Regions from separate parts of the Homo sapiens genome. Here region 1 is linked to region 2. A link is a loop called in an ENCODE intact Hi-C map of the cell type or tissue named here. Cell type or tissue: ovary. All regions are shown on one strand.

Region 1 (8,000 bases), 130 kb after region 2:
AACTAAGGGATTAATGTGTTTTTATTGCTCCCCTGGTCAACTCTTTCAGTAATTGCTATTCTCACATAAGGTTAGAGAGATGGTTTTCTAAAGTGTGCTTTCTGAAGGGGAGTCATGTTTTCCTTGATTTCTGGGATCTGGGATTATATTAAATATAAATAGTTACCCTGAACTTGGTCATCAGGAAACTCCAAGAGACTCAAGTAACTTCTCACTGGATTGTTTCTTGTCCCTGCCTCTAGATTATAAACACCCTGGGGGCAAGGACCATTTCTCTAGAATGTGAGGCATTTCTAAGTACTGTCCCCGAAAAAAGCTAATGCAGCAGTTGATGTTTTCTTATTGGGATCTGTTAGAACTCTAGGCACCTAAGGATTCCAGAATTTTGTGGAAAGTTGAAACTGCAACTTTAAGAATTCCAGTGAATCTCTGTTAGAAGTTGGGAGTATCACATACTTATTTTTCTCTGAGAGATGTTTCTACTCCTTGATTTGTGTGGTTGATAGTGCACCCAGCAGAACTGATGCGGAAACTTTGCCCATCTTATTTGTAAGGGGAGAGGTGACCTGCAGGTCTCCATGGACTCCGGCACGTGTCCTAAACTCAAATTCTAAAAGTGAATGGATGAAGCAAACCAGGTTCACACTAGAGTGAGTGGCAGGGACTGTGGCAAACAGGAGTGAGCAGGTCCTGTCCAAAGGGGCCAGCAGCTACTCAGTGATGCTGGGAGGGACAGGGCCCAGTATGGCCACATGATCGAGTTTTCAAGAGAAGCCAGGAATCCAAATATTCCACAAAGCTTACTGATTTCTAAACCTTGACAACTAATTTTTTAAAATGAAACTTTAAACTCTGTGTGGGCCAGAGTAAACCTCTGGGCCAAAGTTTATCTGGGCCAGTTGGGAAATTATACCCTAAAAGAACCCTGCTCTTCTCAGAGCCCCCTGCCTCTGGAAAGGGCACTTTTTCTGTTTAATTTAGGAACTAGGATTTTACCTGTAGCAGATACTTGTACACAAGCTTATCTTGGACACAATCTGCTAACCCTCCACTCTTCTACATATAAGGTGCATAGAGGGGGGCCAGAAGTGGAAAATCCCACAGAGTATGCTTGATAAGATTTTAATTTGTCCAGAAAACAGATGGAGTTAATCTTGTGACTGTTGCCCAGGATGTGGGGGTTAATCAAAGTTCCAAGACTGGAATTTGGGAGAAGTTGAAAGGGAATGAATTCACTGCCCCTCACCATCACCCCTTTCTCCAGCCCTTACTACCTCTTACCTCCAACACACACACCATGCTCCTCAATATACTTCTTCAAACATCATTTAAAATTAGTTTGGCGGAAGATGCAACAGTAAGGAAACTCCAAAAACAGATTTTCCTGTTTGTTTTAGGGTTTTAAGAAAAACACCAAGCCCCAGACCCTCTTGTCAGGATGCCCGACCCTTTAATTCGATGCTCCCATCCCAAATTTAAAGCTGCCATTCCCTGCTCCTCACTGTCTCTCTCCCGCCCCCTCTTTCTTCTCTCTCTCTGTCTCTCTCTCTCTTTCTCACCCCCTCTCACCTAAATATTTCTTAATTGAACAGTTTGTGGTGGAGCTTCCTTATAGCAGTTTAATAGATTAACTCATCTCAGCCAGCCTCAAATTTCAGATTAAAATTCCTTCATCCCGAAGGCAGCATTATCAGGTTGTTGGAGGCTGTTTTCAAACCTTGGTTTTGAATAGCAGCGGCTCTGCATTAATTTAACCACTAAGCTAATAAGTAGGTTTCGTTTTGTTATGCTAAGCTTTATTGCTTTTCTTTTGATCAGAATGGTGTTGTTGAGCAAAGCAGCAGACAAGGCATTCTTTGATGAGGGAATTAGCGCTCCATTCTTCCTCTATTATTCATAGCGCAGTGGAATATGTAAGTACCTGAGGGTGTCAAAGGAGCGCAGGTTCTATTGCAAAGTGCTCGCCTTGTTTCTCTCAATAGCTGACTATGAGATGATAAACCGCTTAATACACTGTGCTAATTGGATGAGAGCAAAAAGAGATGGGAATTAAGGCGAGGCAAAAGGAGAAAGTGCAACCAGCCTTCAATTCACTCTTTCACCACTTTAACAGCACCAAAGGAGGCACAAGCTTTCTATAAGCAGACTAGAGGTTTTGTGCAGAGATAAAATGAACGTGTTAGTGGATTCAAGTAATACACTAATTATTGCACAGTATAAATACCACTACTGGTTTTATAACAGGGAGGTAAACTTCTTTTGAGAGGGTTATAGGATTGCTTGGCAGTGGTGTAGAACCTAATAAGGGCCCAGAGTAATAACCCCCTGGATTAACAAAATTGCTGCTTGTAGAAGTATGATTCAGGCTTTTACGAAGATTTCCGGAGAATGAATAAAAATGACTGAATGACATTTCTTAATGTATAACCGGTAATCACTCCCATATCTTTAAAGGAAAAAAATGTATACTTCAAACTGGACCCTTAATAATGTCCAGGGAGGGATAACAAGACTTCTTCCTTTGAAAAATGCTTCCCCCCACCCCACGCCCCCGCCCGCTCTCCCCACCGTCAGGTAGTGGGTTTTCTTCTTCCTGTCCCCCAGCCAGGCTGTCACTCTCAGTGAAATATGCAGTTGTTCTGGGGACTTCTGTGTTCCAAAATATTATTTTAGGCCCCATTTAAGACCCCCTTCATTCAGACACACTCACTTTTGGGTATACACATAAACACATGCTCATGGACTTTTTTTTCTCCTAAAGCAAGTTGGGCTAACCTATTATAATTTGTTTTTCTCTCACATCAGCCCCTTTTGTCACTCTAGTAAGATCACATTTAAAAGGATACTAAAAAGAGAACTACAGGTGCTTTGGCTCTTGATACTACAAATCAAAAACAACGTTAGCCCCAGTTGGGTGGGGGGTGATTAGTACCTGAAAAAAAATGGGAAACTGTTCCGAGCCAATTTCAGCATGGACTTTAGTTTAAGTCTGAGTTTCAAGTCCCAAGGAGGCCCAAAGTTTCTCAACAGTCACTCTCCCTAATTATTCCACTTACCTCCCCACACACCTAAGATGCCCGCCCTGACTACTGTCCACAGTTCGGGCCATGGGTAGTTGGTGATGGAAGGACACCTCTGATAATATTATGCCAAATGCGCCCTTTTTGCCTTCCAGGACCTCCTCCAGATCTGGCTAACCTGTCTGAAAATGTAGCAAATTAACTTACTCCTTTCCCTCAACCCTCCCACAGAGGCCTGTCCCAGGCTTCAATTACCCCTCACCCCAAGATGCTGTGGGGGTGGCCCTGGGAAAGCAGGTGTTGGGCCATTCTGCCTTGGGTGTGATAGGACACAGCCATGCCCTGAACTGGGCCCTCGCAAACTCCCTGGGGCTCTGCATGTCCTCCATGGTGGAAGAGGTTTGCTTAAGGTTGGGGGGGGGGGGTCAGCCGCTCCCAGCATTGTGACCAAGTTCCCAGATATTGGGGCCAAATTGGGTTGCCATTCATTAATAATGCTCACAATAAGATTAAATCATTCTGGAAAATCTCATAAAATCCCCCTAAGTACGCTCCAGTGGCTCTTTCCAATCCCCATCATTCAGCACTTGGGGAGGTTTGGAAGGAGAAGAAAATTGGTTTCTTTGCTTTTAATGCTGCTTTGAAAAGATACTCAGAGTTTTTCATGCGTGACATGTCACATGTTTAATGTGGACTTGCTGGAAGTCAGGGGGTCTTTAGCGTGTGATATTTATGGGGAATATTAAGTGCAGAATGAGGTCCCTCCAGCTGGGGAAAGTTGAAAGAATAGGAGGCCCAGGACTGGGCTTGTTTGCAGCATCAGAATGACATAGGATTAAGAGTTTGTAAAACAAGGCGAGGGGTTCTCATTGGCCAGTAATAAATGTAATCCTTGGAGGTAATTTCACGCAATTTGCTTCTGTTCCATGGAAGGGTCAAATGAGAAAAAATGACTTAAAAAAGAGTTCATTAACAGGAAGAATGGTACTGTTTCTCGTATACCATCCAACTAGCAGCCTAGAGGGGGGAAAAGAAGCCCTACTAAACAAAAAGGCAAAATCGACGCAAAATTGATATCGACCACAACACACACACACACACACAGACACACACACACACACACACACCCAACTCCTTTCCCTCAGTCTTCTCCAGCAGTCCCGTCTCCTCCCCAAACTCTCCAGCGGCCCTGACCACCCCAGGAAAGCGGCTTTCACTCAGGGAGAGCCTGTGGATGTGGAGTCTGAGGGTTTTAGACTCTCAGACCTCCAGTAAGGCCCTAGAAAGTTCCCACCGGGCCTACTAAACCCGGGAACGGAGTGTGTGGTAGGAATGGTAGTTGGCGGCCGCTCCCCATACCCCAGGCCGGGGCCCTTCTTGCGAGTGCCGCCCCCGTGAGTCCAGGGCTAGCGTTGGGTGGCGGTGATCCACCCGACGACCCAAGTGCCAGAAGCGGCCACCAGCCGGCGAGCCGGTTCCGTGAGCTCTCCAACGTTTCGGGCGGGCGGGGTCTCCGGGCGTCTGGACCCGGGGTTGGAGAGGAGGGGATTGAAGTTGGGGGTGAAGGGGGGTGCAGGATAGGAGGCGAGCCCGGGACGTGCGGGCTCCAGCGCCGAAGCTGCCGGGCGGGCTGCCCACACCCAGGTGGGCACAGCGCCTGGCAGGCCGCTGACCTCTGCCCAACCCTGCACCCTCCCCTCGGCCGCGCACACTTGCGCCCTGGGCCGCGAGGGGACCCGGCCCCCCTCCTCCAGGGCGCGCGCGGAGCCCGACGGCCCCAGCCCAGAGAGGCACCCGCGCCCCCCGCGGCGACCGACTGGCCGGCGGCGGCGGCGGCGTGGCGGGGCTGCCGGCCCCAGCTCCGCAATCGCGGTAGTCACGCCGCGGCACCCCCGCACCCCTCCCGCCTGCCCCTCTCCCCAAAGGTCCGGCGCGCTAATTACAGCAAATTGAAACTAATTAAGCTTCTCTTCCCTTTCCCATCACCCTGGGAGCGTCGGCGAGACCCAGCCCCCGCGGGCGGGCTTCCACCAAGCGGTCACCCGGAGGGGCGCGGGCAGGGCCCGGGGGAGGGAGAAGCTGCGGTCCCCGCCGCGAGGAGGGAGGCGTGCGCCGAGGTGGTTAAGGATTGCAAATCTGTTTGGGTCTCCTCACGAAATCTGAGTTGTTTAGATTTTTTTAAATGTATACATTTACCAATGCCTGGATAAGTGATGTAATGACATTTGTCGAGTTAAGATCTGCCATTTGGATACCCCTCGCTGCCTTTCCATCACTACTGCTCCCGCATGTTTCTCTCTCTCTCCCTCCCTCTCTCTCTCTCTCACACACACACGCACACACAACACAATACACACACACACTCCCTCCTCCCTGCGAACATGCCGTGGAGCCCGCCCCCTCGGAAGGGAGCGCCTGGGCTTCTCGCTCTCGCCATTACCTGTCATCTCGGACTGCGCACTTCACTTCCTGGCTACGTGGCACTTTCCAACAGCTCCCTTCGCCTTCCGAGCCAAGACTCCCGCTTGCTTCAAATTTCTGACTCCACCGTCAACAACGCCCACCATCCACCCACCCATCCTGGAACCCACCCCACCTCCGTGGCCCGGGACCCCCAGCTCCCGCTGTGACACGACCCGGGAGAGCCCAGGTGCGCGTGGAAAGTACCGCGGCGGCGTCCTTAACCTTCGTAGGAAATCCGGTTCCCTTTGAGGATCGGATTCAAACCAGGGGCCTCTGCCAGGAAAACGCGTGTGCAGATAATCCCAGGAGATGCCTGGACGCTGGAGCCCACCCTTGACTCCCGGGGGGTGGGGGTGGGGGCTTCTACTGTCCCCTCAGCGCCTGTATGGAGCATTCACACTTCGTTTTGTTAAACATATAATTTTTTTATTTTGAGCGTGACACTTCTCCACTAGATAGCAAGGAAAAGTGGTAACAATTACACATTACACAAAAGTACTGTACCATTGCCTTTATCTTGAAGGTTTCGGAAGCCTCTACAGTTAATAAGTTAAATAAAGGGCTTGAGTACATAAATATTTGTCTAGGAACCCTACCGTATCTACAACACAGTAAGAATCTACGGGAGGACAAACTTTTACCATACCACGCTGAGTGCAATTGCGTTATAACATTTCAAATATACAAAGCTCTGTTCTTTTTTTTTTTTTTTTAATAACAATGGTATGTACAGAATCAATAATCACAGTTTGGTGACTTCAACAGTCCATATTCTAGCAGAGTATTATTTCCCTTTGGTTTGATATAAAAACCTTGGTTGGTGTATGATAAAGAAGAGAACAAGAACAAGACGCCCCTTTCCTTTAAGTGCACTGTTAGCTATCTTACAGGCTCGCATTTGCTTCCCGGGCCCTGGCTTCACGCTGGGGCCCTCGCTGGGGAGATCAACTTCGAGCGCCAAAATGCTATTTAAAAAAAAAAAAGAAAGAAAGAAAGAAAGAAAAGAAAGGCTAAGTGGGGTGTCAGGAGGAAGAGGTTGGGCTTTTTAAATTTTTTACTTCAATATCAGGCGTCTGGGGGAGAAAACCTCCCCGATATTTTCAGGAAAGTAAGAACAAGAGAGAGTGGATGTTGGAGTTGGAGCGAGGTTGGCAGTAGCAGGGGCAGGGGCAGGGGCGGGTGGACAGCCAGCCGAGGAGGTGCCACGTCCCGGAGCGCCGAGGGCTGCCATGCCCGCATCCAGACTGCTGTGAAGGCGGCTGCGCTCTCTCAGTGCCGTCTCGGGAGTGTGCTGGTCCTCTGTTTCCATTTGGTCTTGAGTGGTGCTGAGTGAGGTGACCTTTCGGGGCGCGCGCGGGGCGCGGGTGTGGAGGGCAGCCTTTAGCACACCTCCTTGCCCGTGCTGGTGCCCGGCAGGATGTTGAGCTGCGTGAGCTGCGCCGCGTGCTCCTTGGCCTTGAGCCTCAGCGCGGCTATGCTAGAGGCGCGTCTGTCTGCGGCCGCCGTGGCCGGGTCGGCCAGGGCGCCCGATGCCACTGCGCCCTCCACGGCGGGTGTGGGCTGTCTCAGGAGCGCGGCCGCGGTCGACGCGCTGGTCAGGGGGGCCATTGTGGAAAAGAGCCTGCAGGGAGAGCAAACAGCGCGGTCATGGCCTCGGGAGCTGTGCGCGGCGCCTCGGGCAGCGTCTCCCGCCGCTTGTCGCCGGGGCAGCTGAGGGGCGCGGTACCCACGGGACCCGGATGGGCCGCGGCGGGGAAGTGGGCAGAGGGCGCGGGCGGAAGCTGGACCCCGCAGAGAGGGCTTTCCTGGGGCAGGGAACCGACTGGGGGGAAAAGACCGAGTCCAGATATTCCCCGAGGGGCCGGGCCGGGCCGGGGTCCACAGGCCGGCGTGGAGACCTCAAGCCCCACGGCCCAGTGGCGTGGATTCGGTGGTTTCGCTTAAACGGACGGTTTATTCCAAGGCCAGGGGCTGCAATGACACTATCTCCCAGGAGAGAATGCGGAAGGAGAAAAGGAGAGGAGAGCAAAAGAAGGGAAGGTGGAGGGTGGGAGGGGGGAGGAAAAAAAAGACGGAGAAGGTGGGATTCCAGCTGCCCGGACGCACGCCGCAGGCTCTGAGATCTCCCTCCGGCTCCTTGGCCCGGGACTTTCTGCGCCCTGAAGAAACAGGCCTAGCTCGCCGGCCTCCCGGGCCACCCGCGCCGCCGCGGCCGCCCTTCCGCGCGGGACTCAGCTACCCGCGTCTGGCCAGCGCCTGCGGGTGAGAGTGAAGGGCGACCGCCTGTTGATTTCGGCTCCACGGGCGGGTGTCACCTGCCAGCAGCCCCACATCCTGGCGCGGCGACCCCAGCTGTCTTCCCCGCGCCCCTGTAGCCTCTGGCCTCAGGGAGCCCCCGACCCACGACCCTGGCGCGCGGCGCAAGGCGATGCCCAAGCCTGGGACCCACGCCAGCGCCACCGCCTCCAAGCGGCGACCGAATTACTCCACGTGACGCTTCCACCCCATGCACACAGC
Region 2 (8,000 bases):
AAGGAGCTATTTTAATATTTAGTCAACCATTCAATGTCCTTTAGCTAAAGTTTCAGTCCCAAAGTTGATTTTAGGCACTGTGAGACAAAGGTCTCTACAGAATCTGTAATGATTTTAATAAAGTTACTTTTCTTCAGTTGCAGAGATTCCTGGGTGGCTTAGTTCTTAGGTCCATGGACTTAGATCCTTGGGAAATCTGCTAGAGGCAGCCCGGTGGAAATGTTGATAAATATCACATTTTGAAAATATTAACCGTTGTAATTAGACCAAAAAAAGGAATATATAAAAATTGGAAGAAGGGGGAAATTATTATTTACAGATCATTCTAACATGGAAAATCCAATGAAATCAACCAAGAAACTATCACAGACAAAAAATTTTAATAAGGTTACTAGTTATAAAATCAGTGCTAAAAATCAGTAGCTTTCAGCTGTATACACACAACCGATTAGAAAACATAATGAACTCTCATTTATAAATGAGATTATAAATCTCATTTATAATACAGGTTAAAAAGAGGAAATACCTAGGAATAAACTTAACAAGAAATGTGCTAGATATATTTGAACTCTGAATGGCTTAAAAGAAGACTTGGGTAAATGGCAAAGCATATATTCTTGGCTAGGACCACTCAACATTTTAGGATTGTCAGTTCCCCTAAGTTTATCCATAAATTTAAAGCTTCCTCAATTTTTAAAAGAAAATCGCAGGAAAATTCTAACAGAGAAAATGACCCACCAGTCCTACCGGTTTTTACAATTAGGATATTTAAAATATTTTGGTGCAAAAATATTTGGTGATTTCAGTGGAGCAACTATAGAAAGCCCATAAATAGACCCAAAGTTGCATTTTGTTTTTTAAAAGGGGGTAGTTCACGTCAGTAGGAATAATCATCTGGAAAAAAATACAGTTGATTTCTTCCTTGTTCCTTACACTGAAACAACTTTCAGAAGGATCAAAAACTTAAACTTAGAAAATGGAACTATAAAAGTAATGTTGTTAATAATTGTGGAATTGAGAAGACTTTTTAAATAATTGAGTTTATTTTTTAGAGCAGTTTTAGGTCACAGCACAATTTCAGAGTAAGGTACAGAGATTTCCCATATACTCCCTGCCCCACACACGTATAGTCTCTCTCATTATCAACATCCCCTGCCATAGTATGTTTGTTACAACTGATGAACCTATATTGATACATCATCACCCAGAGTCCATAGTTTATGTTGAGGTTCATTCTTGGTGCTGTGCATTTTATAAGTTTGGACAAATGTTTCTAACATACCTCCACCATCACAGTATCCTACAGAGTGCTTTCACTGCCCTAAAAATCCTCTGTGCTCCACTTATTTTGGAAGACTTTTAGGTAATATATAGCCTAGGAAAGGGTATAGGGAATGGAGCACTCTCATACACTGTTGGTGGGCATGAAAAATGGTACACCTTTTGGACAACAATTTGGCAACATCATCAAGATTGTAAATGAACATACCGTTCTACTTTGCAATTCTAATTTGGGTATCTCTCCTTACACATGTACAGTCCTTACAGATATTATCAAAGGTACTATACAAGGATATTGCTTGCAGCGTTATAATAGTAATAGTAAGAGACTGAAGACAACCTGTTGTTGATCAGGAGAGAATTCCTTAGATTATTACTATCATATAATAGAATTTTGTGCAACCGTTAACAAGAACACTGCAGATCTATATGTACTGACAGGACATAATTTCCTCCACTTTTCAGTGAAAAAAGCAGGATTTAGAACAGTGTATATGATAAACTTTCATTTGTATTTTTTAAAAAATTAGAGATATTCATAATATGATAATACATTTTAATTAACCTGTTTGGGTGTGGTGGCTCAAACCTGTAATCCCAGCACTCTGTGAGGCTGAGGCAGGAGGATTGCCTGGGCAATATAGTGAAACCCTGTCTGTATTAATAATATTTAAAATTTAAAAAATTTTAAATTAACCCAATATATCCAAAATGGCATTTTATTCTGTAATGAGTGTTAAAAATACCACTAAACTATTTTATAGTCTCCTTTTTTGAACTAAGTCTTTGAAATTTGCTGTATATTTTACACTTGCAGCCCATCTCAATTTGGTCTAGCCATATTTCAAGTGCTCAACAGCCACATACAGCGACTGGCTCATATATTAAGTAGCATAGATGTAGTATGTAAAAAGCACTGGACTAGAAGTTCAGTCTACATGCTGTGTGACAGTGTGCAAAAAACGTACTTTCTTCTGGGTCTCATTTTCCTCACATACAACACAAAAGATTAGACAAGAGCTCTAAAGTCTCTTCCAATTTTAAAATTTAGGGTTTAAATATATCATTTCTTATTACTTGTCAAAGTCAAGGGTGTAATTGTGGTTGCTTTCCATAGACACTGTTTTCACCAGCACTCCTAAAATTCTGTGATTCTAAGTAAAGCACATATTTTAAGAACTATATTTTATTGTCAGATTGAGGTTGTTTATTTGTTTAAAGGAAGAATGTTATTAAGCTATGTACATGATGTAAACCATTTAGTTCTTGTAATACAATTAAGTCAGATTTGAGGCTTTGATAATTCTAGTGCTGCATGGAAAACTTGGAAGAGCAAGAGTGAACCACCAAAATAATATCTAAAGAAAGAGTAAATGTAGAAAGAGAAAAAGAGTTGAGAGATAATTTTTTAAGTACAATTCTGTTTATGAAGTTCATTGTTCAGAAAATAATCACCGGTAGTTCTTTTTGAACAAGAGAGAGAATGAGAATAATAAGGTTCTCAACCTTAGCTGCACATTAGAATCACTTGGGGGAACTTCTTAACATCCCAAAGCTCATTTCGTATCCCAGGCTGATGTTCTCCAACTGAGGTCCCAAACCAGCAGCGGCAGTATCACCTGGGAACTTGTTAGAGATGCAAATTCTCAGGCCCCACCCAGGACCTACTGAATCAGACACTCTGGGGGTGGCGCTGTGTTGTAACGCTGCCCTGGTGATTCCAGTGTGCCACCAGAGTTAAGAATTCTGGAGCAAGAAGTATTTGGAACAGGGTTAACAGATGGGTTTTATATTGAGTGCCAGCTTCCATCCTATAGTGGTCTTGAGGACAGAGTTGGAAACGGAACTGCAATATACCTGCTAAGTGTTTGCCATTCCTGATTTAGTGATTTGGGTAATTTATTAACATTATAGAAGGTTGGATGTTGCAATCACTCGTAGATGAGCCTTTCTAAACAAATATATGTCAAGCATCTCAGCCAGTTGGCAAAGAAAAAAGGCGAAAAGGGAGGAAAAGCAGGAGAAAAGAAAAAAATCACATTGGAACAGAAGCCACAAAAGAAGGGGGGAGGAATATACAAGGTAAAATGTTATAAGTGAAGAAATTCCAGGTAGATTATAAAATATTTATATGTAAGGGTTTCTTGAGTTCAAGTGTGATGGGGATTTTAGGCCCATTTCAAGATCTATCATCAATTCTATCTGATCAAAAAGTACCAAAGGCTTGTTCAGCCCTTTAATTTGGCATTAAGGGTTATATTTCTTCTTAACATTCAGACTTTTGATAGGAATGCACTTAATACAGGTATGGTAAATTTGGAGTGAACTAAGCCAGAAAATAAAATATATTTTCAAAGTGTAAAGAAGTTATCACTGACTGAGAAGGAGTTAATGTGTCATATATCCTTTTGATTTCTACTCTTTGAGAGAAATCACAGTATCTATAATTTCGGAGGCATATTCGGAAGAATGTTAAATTGTGATTTCTCTATGCTGAATCTTAGAGATCTGTCAGGGAGTCTTCAGCCCTGACAAAATAAGAATGGACCCATTATAGTATCAGGTCCATTTGATTTTTCAAAAGTTAAGGGAAATATGCAGATCGTTTCAGAGACTTCTCTTTTTGCTCTTGCTTGTTATAAGACAGATGAAGGGAAGCAAACTGGGCTGTGTTTAGAATGCATCTGGAGCTGCTTCTCTCTCGAGATCTCGGCAGTATAACTTCTGCAAGCCCTTTCTGTGTGTATTTTTCTTTTCTCATCCTGAAATATTCCATCTTGCATGAGAAAGTCAGCTTTGATAATTTCCAAAAGCTAAGTATTATGACAGAATTTGTGCCTCTTAGAAAAAAACTGCTCCTTTACTATAAAATAGAACCTACCTTTTATACCTGAGTAAAAAATTCTGATAAAACTTTTCTAATCGTATTTATTATTGAAAAGATTATTTTTGAGGTGGTGTTTACTAAAATATGTTGATTTTTATATTAATTTCTGAATACTCAGTTTATATTTTTAGATTGTTTTGTGAATTGGGATCTCTGAGTATAAAGTGGTTTTCAGCACATTGGTGATATTGAACATCTTCCTCAAATAGCAAGCATATGCATTTCAACAGCTTTCGGGACAGTACTACAGTTAATAATTTCTTTACAAGACAAATGTATGCTTTTTTATTGTTAGCATTATTTTCTCATCTTATGTTCTGGCATTTAAATTATGAAACTTCATCTCGGCATGTAGACTTACCTTGTGTTGCCAAGAGGAAAGAAGTGGCTTTTCTGCAAAGCCAAATAGTTTTTACTTTATTGTCTGCTATGAAACAGCTGCTGATTCCAGGAAAATGCCGTCTCATCATTGGGCCTGGGGTGTCCAAAAGAGGCAGGAAAAAAAAATGACTGTAGCTCCCTGTCTGCCCTGGCACTCTCCTCCTTTCTCTCATTTTCATTGCCATGAAGAGCATGAGAACAATATTCTGCAATTAAGGATTCCATTAAGTTGAAGAAAAGAGCAAATGGGGGATGTTTGTTCTCTAAGCTGAAAAAATTTGTCTGGGGTCGGGGGGGGGGATAGTGGTAGTGGTATGGAGAGAGGTGGGTGGAGAGACGAAGTCAGGGCTGTTTGTTGAATATACTGTTAAGGACTGTTACCATCCTAATTAATCAAGTTAGAAATTACAGCTGTAGTCGGTTTCCCCCCAATTCTTGTTATCAATTTTCTTCTCTTTTGAGACAAAGCAAATATAAATTTTGTGTTCATTTGTCATTCGTTCTTTGACTTCAGCATCTCTGAAAATAACAATGTAGCACAAAAGCCCAGTATTTACCTAGTTGTAATGTGGGTTGCCATGGTGTTTTGCAAATTATTGCAATTATGTTCACCATGCGAGTCGCCCTTGGTAACTGGCGAAAAAACTGATAATCCTGTTTTGAACAAAAGGTCAAATTGCTGAATAGAAAGTCTTGATTAACTAAAAGATGTACAAAGTGGAATTATTTCCTACCATTCAGAAATAGTTCTTGATCGGGTTTGGGGGAGGGGGTGAGTAAGTACATCTGATTACTGAAGTACAAAGCATTGAAAGGATGTTGTCTTGAGCCTTTCATGTAGTCTTAATGGTGGCTTTTTTGTCAAATTTACCCATTTGCGGCATTGAAAGAGGCAGCTGCATTTAAGCTGGAGAGACGGTGCTTTTTCAAGAGTTCAGTGCATGGAAAGTTCTCAGCAGTATCTGCAGTTTACTAGTAGCCCCTGGTCTATTAAAACTGATGTGCCGCATTTGAGCCCATTGCTCTCAGTACTTGTGAACCCCTCTGGCTGATGATCTAATAAAGTGCTCTTACTGGACAATCTCTGATCAGCTACTTAAAAAGGAGGCTGGAGGAGGGGGCCTGAGGGAGAAGCCTCACAGGCAGTGAGTCTTGGAGCAGGCCAGAAGAGTAAAGACAAGTGGCTAAACTGAAAGGTTTGTCACCATGATGATTTGTGCTAAGGCGTTTGCCACAGGGTTTTGGTTTTTGTGCCCCAGATCTCCCAACTGTGATCATGCTTTTTTTCTGAAGAGAAATTTTAGTTTTAAGTTAGATAAGAGATTAGAAGTGTCTCTCTGAATGTTAAAATCTACCTTGCAATTGTTTCTTAAATTATGGCCATTCAGAAAATATATAATCCTACATTCATGTAAAACCAAAAGTTTCCCATGTTGCAGCCAAAGGTTAGATGGATTTCTTCTCTTCTGAATCTGGCAGAACATCTGCAGGGAGTGAATTTTGGAGGGAGGGAGTTTTTTTTTGTTTTTTTTTTTGTTTTTTTTTTAGTGACCACCTGAAAAATCAATTCTCAAAACTTTTGAGAGTGTGTGAAAGTGGCATGAAAGCAAAGCAAACCTTAACAAGTTTGTGGGTTTACATTCTACATCACCTAGCAACCTCCTGACTCAGCCAGATCTCTTGTCTACCCTTAGTTCTGTTTACAGACTATTCAAACGGCCCTTCGAAACCATGAAAGATATTCAGTTTCATTAGTACCATTCTCAAGGAGAAAATAATTAAAGTTAAATGAACAAACATTGCCTGGTGATAGTTTGAACTCCATTCTGATTTTAAGATGTCCTTTGAGGCAGTAGTAGCTATAGTTCAGTTTTAACATTTGTCGTTCACTACCCAAAGGCATATCACTTGAAACCATACCAATAAATACTAGTCTCTGAGCAAACAAACAATAAAAATTACTTTTAGCTAGACTTGAGCAAAGAAAAACTCTTCTGGTAAGAAGGTTTTAAGCATGCATGCCATTCCAATTGAATTTTGTTTTATTTGATTCTTACCCCAGGACATCTGAGTTGATCTGTGTGCACACTGAATAAAGGCAGGGGAGAGGGCGTGGGGAACAAGGCACCTTTCTTTAAAACTGATTTATTACCTACCTTCAGAGATCCACCATCATAAAGAAAGGTATTCAAATCATATTCCATAAAAGACTGGGTGCATTTTAGTGAATGGCTTAATTTAACAAATGATACTAATACTACTAATACATACCCTGTCACTTTCTCATTGAGAATTGCTTATGTGATTAAATGGACCTATTTTTGAAATTTTAGATTTAGTAAAAAAAAAAAAAAAAATTTTTTTTAAGAACAGACTATTTTTTTTCATGTGCCCTTTCTTTCCCCATAAGCACATTCCCTGAAAATTTATCTTGGCAGCAAGCATACACATGGTATAGCTCAGAATATTTTTCAGCTGTGTTAGTGATTTAATTATATTGCAAGCTCTTGGCAAAACTGTCTCCTCGTTAATAATTCTGATTATAAGAACAATATACACTTGTTGTAGAAAATTTTGAAAATACAGAAATAGAAGAAGAAACCACAGAGATTACTAGTGATAGCATTGTAGAGTATTTCCTTCCAGTCTTTTTTTTGTGCATATAGTGATGAAACCAAACCTTGAGTTCACTTTTGAAGTTTATTCATTATTGTGTGTACATAGCTAAGGTGGTGGTTTTTTTCAGAAGTGAAGACTTGACAGGCAGGAATGGCGTTGGAAGTAATGAACAATTTTTCTTAGAGGTTTCATCACTAAAACATTAATATAAGCACCAGAGTAACCATTTTACCATCTCATTCTATTTGATTCTTTCCTCCTTTCCCTTGTTGAAATGACTATGTGCCTTACCTGACACATCCATTTATTATCATTCATGTTAGAAAGTCAGACATTCATTACAGTTGGAATGTTACATCCCCAAGTCACTTGTAGCTTCATATAGGGGGAAAAAAGTATTTTCTGAAAAGATTTGTAATATAATAGAGATTAATGGAATGTGGAAAGGAAAATGCTTTCGGTTTCTCATATAAAATGAAAGCAGGGTGGCTAGAAAATCTTGTATTCTTGTTATTTGTATTTTGTTAGATCTCTAACATCCACAGTACATGACTGGGTTGCATGAGCTCTTTGTGTTTTGTTGACAGTTGACAGACAAAGCAAAATTATTCCTGAAGCAAGGTACTGTGTACTTAGTTGTGACCTATTATAGCCTAGGAATGTAGCTTGCTTTTGAGTTGGATGAATAGGGAGAGTATTTTACAGAATAGACTTGAATATACTAAGAGAGGTTTTTTAGTTGCCCATACAGAAAGATACATGTCCTCTATTGAACTTTTTTCCCCAAAATGTAATTTTCCATATAAAGTCTTTTAAGTATATTTTCCCTGGT

Evidence for each region. Peaks named below come from ENCODE experiments on the same cell type or tissue, not always from the same donor. Only the 100,000 strongest peaks of a DNase experiment are listed, where the experiment ranks them.
Region 1: it touches region 2 in a loop (3-fold over the local background); 2 of 110 quality-filtered maps call a loop at or near these places.

The regions. Positions count from the first base shown.
Region 1 is chrX:24,997,807-25,005,806 of GRCh38, forward strand. ARX (aristaless related homeobox) reads right to left here. Exons shown (of 5, transcript NM_139058.3): 5 at 5,888-7,104. The coding sequence ends at 6,864. Among named protein-coding and RNA genes, the nearest start is that of ARX, 14 kb to the right of the region's middle. RefSeq lists enhancers at 1,144-2,833, 1,249-1,749, 1,750-2,250, 2,948-4,609, 5,094-5,628 and 2 more. In ovary, no CTCF peak of the experiment used is centred here; a DNase peak (open chromatin) is centred at 4,466; H3K4me3 peaks cover 3,622 bases; H3K27ac peaks cover 5,541 bases.
Region 2 is chrX:24,871,843-24,879,842 of GRCh38, forward strand. The region is part of intron 34 of POLA1 (DNA polymerase alpha 1, catalytic subunit); the gene reads left to right. Among named protein-coding and RNA genes, the nearest start is that of ARX, 140 kb to the right of the region's middle. RefSeq lists an enhancer at 4,376-6,125. In ovary, no CTCF peak of the experiment used is centred here; no DNase peak of the experiment used is centred here; H3K27ac peaks cover 4,495 bases.